2 separate regions of the Homo sapiens genome follow, and region 1 is linked to region 2. A link is an interaction called in ENCODE POLR2A ChIA-PET data of the cell type or tissue named here. Cell type or tissue: Panc1. All regions are shown on one strand. Links, peaks and the distances in the headings refer to the core of each region. The heading gives the core; the rest is flanking DNA. Region 1 overlaps LOC105377529 (a long non-coding RNA gene). Region 2 overlaps LOC105377527 (a long non-coding RNA gene).

What was found. ChIA-PET counts read pairs that join two places held together with the same protein. Peaks named below come from ENCODE experiments on the same cell type or tissue, not always from the same donor. Only the 100,000 strongest peaks of a DNase experiment are listed, where the experiment ranks them.
Region 1: POLR2A ChIA-PET joins it to region 2 with 5 read pairs; 2 of 35 experiments call an interaction of 5 or more read pairs at or near these places.

The regions. Positions count from the first base shown.
Region 1 is chr4:169,289,672-169,292,584 of GRCh38, reverse strand. All of the region lies in intron 2 of LOC105377529 (a long non-coding RNA gene), which reads left to right. Among named protein-coding and RNA genes, the nearest start is that of SH3RF1, 20 kb to the right of the region's middle. RefSeq lists a silencer at 2,082-2,246. In Panc1, for the core only: no CTCF peak of the experiment used is centred there; no DNase peak of the experiment used is centred there.
Region 2 is chr4:169,059,914-169,062,826 of GRCh38, reverse strand. LOC105377527 (a long non-coding RNA gene) reads left to right here. Exons shown (of 5, transcript XR_939429.3): 4 at 1,248-1,406; 5 at 2,655-2,913. Among named protein-coding and RNA genes, the nearest start is that of CBR4-DT, 51 kb to the right of the region's middle. In Panc1, for the core only: no CTCF peak of the experiment used is centred there; no DNase peak of the experiment used is centred there; H3K27ac peaks cover 458 bases.

The sequences.
Region 1 (2,913 bases), core at 102-2,601, 230 kb before region 2:
GGGCCTGTACTGGACCTGGGCCGGAGCATCCTTCAGGCCAGAGAGAGCTTGGGGCCTGAGAGGTACCTTGAGGCAAGGGTCAGAGCTCTGAGGTTACTGAAGAGAGCTTGGCCCATGGGATCCATAGACAAGAGAAAAGACAAGAAGGAGAACAACCCAGCTGATCAGTGCAGACCAATTTTTTTTTCTTTTTTTTGAGACAGTCTCTTTCTGTTGCCCAGGCTGGAGTTCAGTGGTGTGATCTCGGGCTCACTGATCCTCCGCCTCCAGGGTTCAAGTGATTCTCACGCCTCAGCCTCCCAAGTAGCTGGGGTTACAGGCAACTGCCACCACGCCCGGCTAATTTTTGTATTTTTAGTAGAGACGGGGGTTTTACAATGTTGGCCAAGATGGTCTTGAATTCCTGACCTCAAGTGATCCGCCCACCTCAGTCTCTCAAATTGCTGGGATTACAGGTATGAGCCAACACGCCTGGCCTTAGGGCAGCCAAATTTACCCAAAAGAGAGAAAGAACACACAGCTAAATTCCAACTTCACCAGCCTGGGCGACAAAGGGAAACCCCATCTCCACAAAAAATACAAAAATTAGCCAGGCATGGTGGTGCGTACCTATAATCCCAGCTACTCCAGGGAGCTGAGGATAAGGGATTGCTTGAGCCCAAGAGGTCAAGGCTGCTGTGAGTTCTGATTGCACTCCAGCACTCCAGCCTGGGTGACAGAGTGAGACCCTGTCTCAAAAACAAAACAAAACAAAAATTGAATTTTAGATCAATAATGAATAATTCTTTTTATGTAAGTCTGTCCCATGTAATATATTCTACCCAGCAACCCAGCCTACAGCTGACACAACTATACCTAGAAGGACTTGCTGGTCTCTCTGGCCCTCAAGGAGTGGCGAATGAAATAAGACTTTGTATCTTTGGCCAAGCTTGGTGGCTCACACCTGTAATCCCAGCACTTTAGGAGGCTGAGGCGGGTAGATTGCTTGAGTTCAGGAGTTTGAGAACAGCCTGGGCAACATGGCGAGACTCCATCTCAATTATTTTTAAAATTTAAACAAAAAAAAAAGACTTTGTATCTTTACAACTAAGAGAAAATTAACCTTTGTAGCTAAGGAAACTGGGGAGCAGAGAAGATAAGATAAGCATTTTCCAGCTGAGGACTTGTCTGTCTACAGGATCAGAGACCATGGAGCCTCCTGTACTCAAGAGATAGCTGCTGCTGAAGACCTGGCCCCAGGTGAATAACATAGGCAAAGGAACAACAAAGCCAGAATGGGGAAGAGTGAGCAGAGCATCCAGAAATGGCGGTTGCCAGCAAAATAGAACTGCTGAAAAAGGGCATGGCAACTTGAACAGAAAAAGTAATTAGTGCAATTGAGGAGCTTCAATTACAGCGTTAAACTGGAACTCAAGAACATGATTTTTTAAGTTTAAAAATATAGCAGATGTACTGAAAAAGTGTATGGTAACTATTGAGAAGTGAACAGAGGTCTGGAAGTACAAGGGAAAGAAATCTCTCAAAAAAGCAAACATTTAAAGTCAGACATCAAAAAAGCAAATATAAAGGAACCAGAAGATGGATCTAGAAGTTGTAACTTGTAAATAAATAGGAATTTCAGAAGAGTAAAGCAATCGAAGGAGGAGAGACAATATTTAAACAAACAGGTGAAGAAAATTTTACAGAGCTAAAGAAAGAGTTTCATCCTCAGAATTCTTTGAGTTTCAAGGAACAGGGGATGAAAACCGGAACACACTAGAGATTCCATTACTGTGTTGTAATTCCAAGGGTAATGACAAAGTTCTACAGTCTTCTAGATAGAAAGAACAAATTGTTTACATAGAAAAAGATTAAGACTGGCTTTAGATTTCTAACTACAACTTTAATATCAGAAAGTAGTAGGATAATAACTAGTGGCAACTGACGGTGTGATTTAAAAATCAAAACCCAAACACATATTACTTAAGAAACCCACGTTAGGCCAGGCACTGTGGCTCACACCTGTAATCGTAGCATTTTGGGAGGCTGAGGCGGGCGGATCACTGGAGATCAGGAGTTCAAGACCAGCCTGGCCAACATGGCAAAACCCTGTCTCTACTAAAAATACAAAAATTAGCTGGGCGTGGTGGCACATGCCTGTAATCCCAGCTACTCAGGAGGCTGAGGCAGGAGAATCACTTGGACCCAGGAGGCAGAGGTTGCAGTGAGCCCAGATCATGTCATTGCACTCCAGCCTGGGTGATAGAGGGAGACTCCGCCTCAAACAAACAAACAAACAAACAAAAGAAACTCACTTTAAACAAAGTGAGAAAGAAAAGTTAAACTTCAGAGGATATGTAAAAAGATACTGCCGGGCACGGTGGCTCACGCCTGTAATCCTAGCACTTTGGGAGGCCAAGGCGGGTGGATCACCTGAGGTTAGGAGTTCGAAACCAGCCTGGCCAACATGGTGAAACCCCTTCTCTACTAAAAATACAAAAAAATTATACAGGTGTGGTGCAGGCACCTGTAATCCCAGCTCCTTGGGAGGCTGAAGCAGGAGAATCGCTTGAAGGCAGACGTTGCAGTGAGCTGAAATCGTGCCACTGCACTCCAGCCTGGGCAACAGAGCGAGACTCCATCTCAAAAAAAAAAAAAGATCCACCAGATAAATATAAATCAAAAGAAGTCAAGTCTAGCGGTCCTATTAGCGGTCCAAACAGCATGCATATTAATATGTAATGACAAAAGGCAAATTGATAACAGAGGTATAACAATCATAAGTCATGTTCACCAATCATTGTAGTAGCTAAACATATAAAGCATAATCTTTATGTTAGGAGATTTTAACACACCTTTTTCAGACTCACATATATCTAACAGACAAAATAAATAGAAACAGAAGAATAGAATAAAACAAACAACAAATTTGAC
Region 2 (2,913 bases), core at 266-2,765:
TTTTTTTCCCTCCTTCCTCCCTATTTTCTTTTTCCTCTGAATAGCTGCCAAAGTAACTAGAGTCATATAATTTTAGAGCTGGAAGCTCAGGGAGAGGCTTGGATCCTGATGACCCAAGCATGGGAGGGGCCTGAAAAAATGTCAACAGCGCTCCGTTGTTGATCCCACACATTTACTTAATATGAGCTGGTGCTGGCAGAGGTTTATGTTGGAAAGGCTGCAACTTTCTGTGCCCCACATAAATGAGATAAAACCTGGGGAAAGGAGTGTTGGTTTAAATCAGAAAGGCTCTGGTTTTTATTTGATACTAAACAAATCATGCAGTTTACAAGTCTGTGACACTCTAAGAGTTAACTAGCAGTTTTGTTTTTTTTCTTTTTTTTGAGACGGAGTTTCACTCTTGTTGCCTAGTCTAGAGTGCAATGGCGCAATCTCGGCTCACCGCAACCTCTGCCTCCCAGGTTCAAGCAATTCTCCTACCTCAGCCTCCCGACTAGCTGGGATTACAGGCATGCGCCACCATGCGCAGCTGATTTTTGTATTTTTAATAGAGACAGGGTTTCTCCATATTGGTCAGGCTGGTCTCGAACTCCCGACCTCAGGTGATCCGCCTGCCTCGGCCTCCCAAAGTGCTGGGATTACAGGCGTGAGCCACTGTGCCCGGCCTAATCAGCAGTTTTTAACATGCTACACAGGGTCTGGGAAAGACAGCTGCCAAGTTGGGGGCTTTGAAAATATGAGACATCTGTAAATAATAACCTTTGGGTATTTCACCTGTGTTTGCTTCTTTATATTACTTTTGTGTGTGTGTGTGTGTGTTTTGAGACAGAGTGTCTTGTCACCCAGGCTGGGGTGCAGTGGCGTGATCTCGGCTCACTGCAACCTCCACCTCCTGGGTTCAAGCAATTCTCCTGCCTCAGCCTCCCTCAGGCACTTGCCACAATGCATGGCTAATTTTTGTATTTTTAGTAGAGACGGAGTTTTGCCATGTTGGCCAGGCTGGTCTTGAACTCCTGACCTCAGGTGATCCACCCGCCTCGGCTTCCCAAAGTGCTGGGATTATAGGCGTGAGCCACCATGCCTGGCATATATTACTTTGTTCTAAAATTAATTTAGATCTGGCATCCTCTTTTTGTCCCTCAAATGTTATTTTACCAAAACATATATTATTGGGACAAGAGGCAAATTGCATGGCCAAGTTGAATGACGTTATTCCCCACTCTGACAGCTTTTGTTTTTAACTCTAGAATTTGTACATATGGCTTTGGAAACCTCATCCAACACTAAGTAATGAACATACATGAGGATACTATGTATTTTTCAACCTGCAAGCCCAAGATTTCAAATTCTTTGGTTTATCGCAGAGAACACATCTCTCAAATTGTCTTCAAGGAGCACTGCAGGAGGTACAATCCATTCCCCACTAACCCAGGAAGACTGTCTGAATTTTTTCAGAGGGAAGATGGGTGGGGGAGAAGTGGGGATGGTTAATGGGTACAAAAAAAAAAAATAGAAAGAATGAATAAGACCTAATATTTGATAGCACAACAGGGTGACTATAGTCAATAATAATTTAACTGCACTTTTAAAAATAATGAAAAGAGTATAACTGGATTGTTTATAACATAAAAAATAAATACTTAAGGGGACAGATACCTCGTTTTCCATGAGGTGATTATTATGCATTGCATACCTGTATCCAGAGTATCTCATGCAACCCATAAATATATACACCTACTATGTACCCACAAAAATTAAACATTAAAAAGTTAATCTTTTTAATGTTTAATTTTTTTTTTTGAGACAGGCGTGGTCTTGGCTCACTGCAACCTCTGCCTCCTGGGTTCAAGCAATCCTAGTGCCTCAGCCTCCGGAATAGCTGGGATTACAGGCCTGTGGCACCACGCCCAGCTAATTTCTGTATTTTTAGTGGAGACAGGGTTTTGCTATGTTGGCCAGGCTGAACTCCTGACCTCAGGTGATCTGCCTGCCTTGGCCTCCCAAAGTGCTGAGATTACAGGCATGAGGCACTGTGCCTGGACAGAAAGTTTTTAAAAAAAATTTGTTCAGAGGGAACCCATTTCCTCTTCTGCTACACAGACAGCCAGGCCTGACTTGCACTGTTTCTATCCCCCCACAAAAAAAGCAACAACATCACCGAGAAGATAGTTCTGTTTGTCTTGATGATCAACATAGATCTGTATAGTTGATTTTGTGCCAGCAACAGGCTCCAGTCACAACAACATGAGATTCCAGGCCTTTTTGCCTGCCATGCTGGACACAGACTGGGCCATAGAGAATAGGAGAACCCGTGTGTTCTTCTGAGTTGTCTGTGAAGAAAAATACACGGGGAGAGGGGTAGACGTGAGTTCCTGGAAGAGTGGAGATGTGTGGGGAATTCTCCAGCGTTCCTTAATTAGAAACACGACTCAGTGATGTTCTTTGGAGCCCAAGACCCCAGGAGGCACTGAGTCCAGTGGTCCCAGGAAGCTAAAAATGAGGGCAAGAGTCAGCGTGGCTTTAAAAATCTCTGATCACTCATCCCCCAGAATGAAATCTGGGACTCAAAAGCTCTGATGGAAATGAAGCAGACTTTAGGAGGTCTGGTTTCGGGGGTGCTCCAGGAGCTGAATGTGAAATGTTATTTGTTCCAGAAAGTCCTGGCAACTTGGCGCAGCGAATTTGATCAGCACCATACGTACGACCTGTCTCAGGAACGGTGCCATGTGTGTGACTAGGACTGCAAAGCAGCTTGTGTTCGTGGGGGAAATGACAGGCACAGGAAGGAAAAGCTGAGAACACTGAAACGGTTCCTAATCGTGCAGTGGGGAAAGGAGGGCGACTGCCGCGCAGAGTGGCACGTTGGCTGGAAGAGGGGATTGATCAGCAGTGCTGGCAGGAACAGCATAGGCT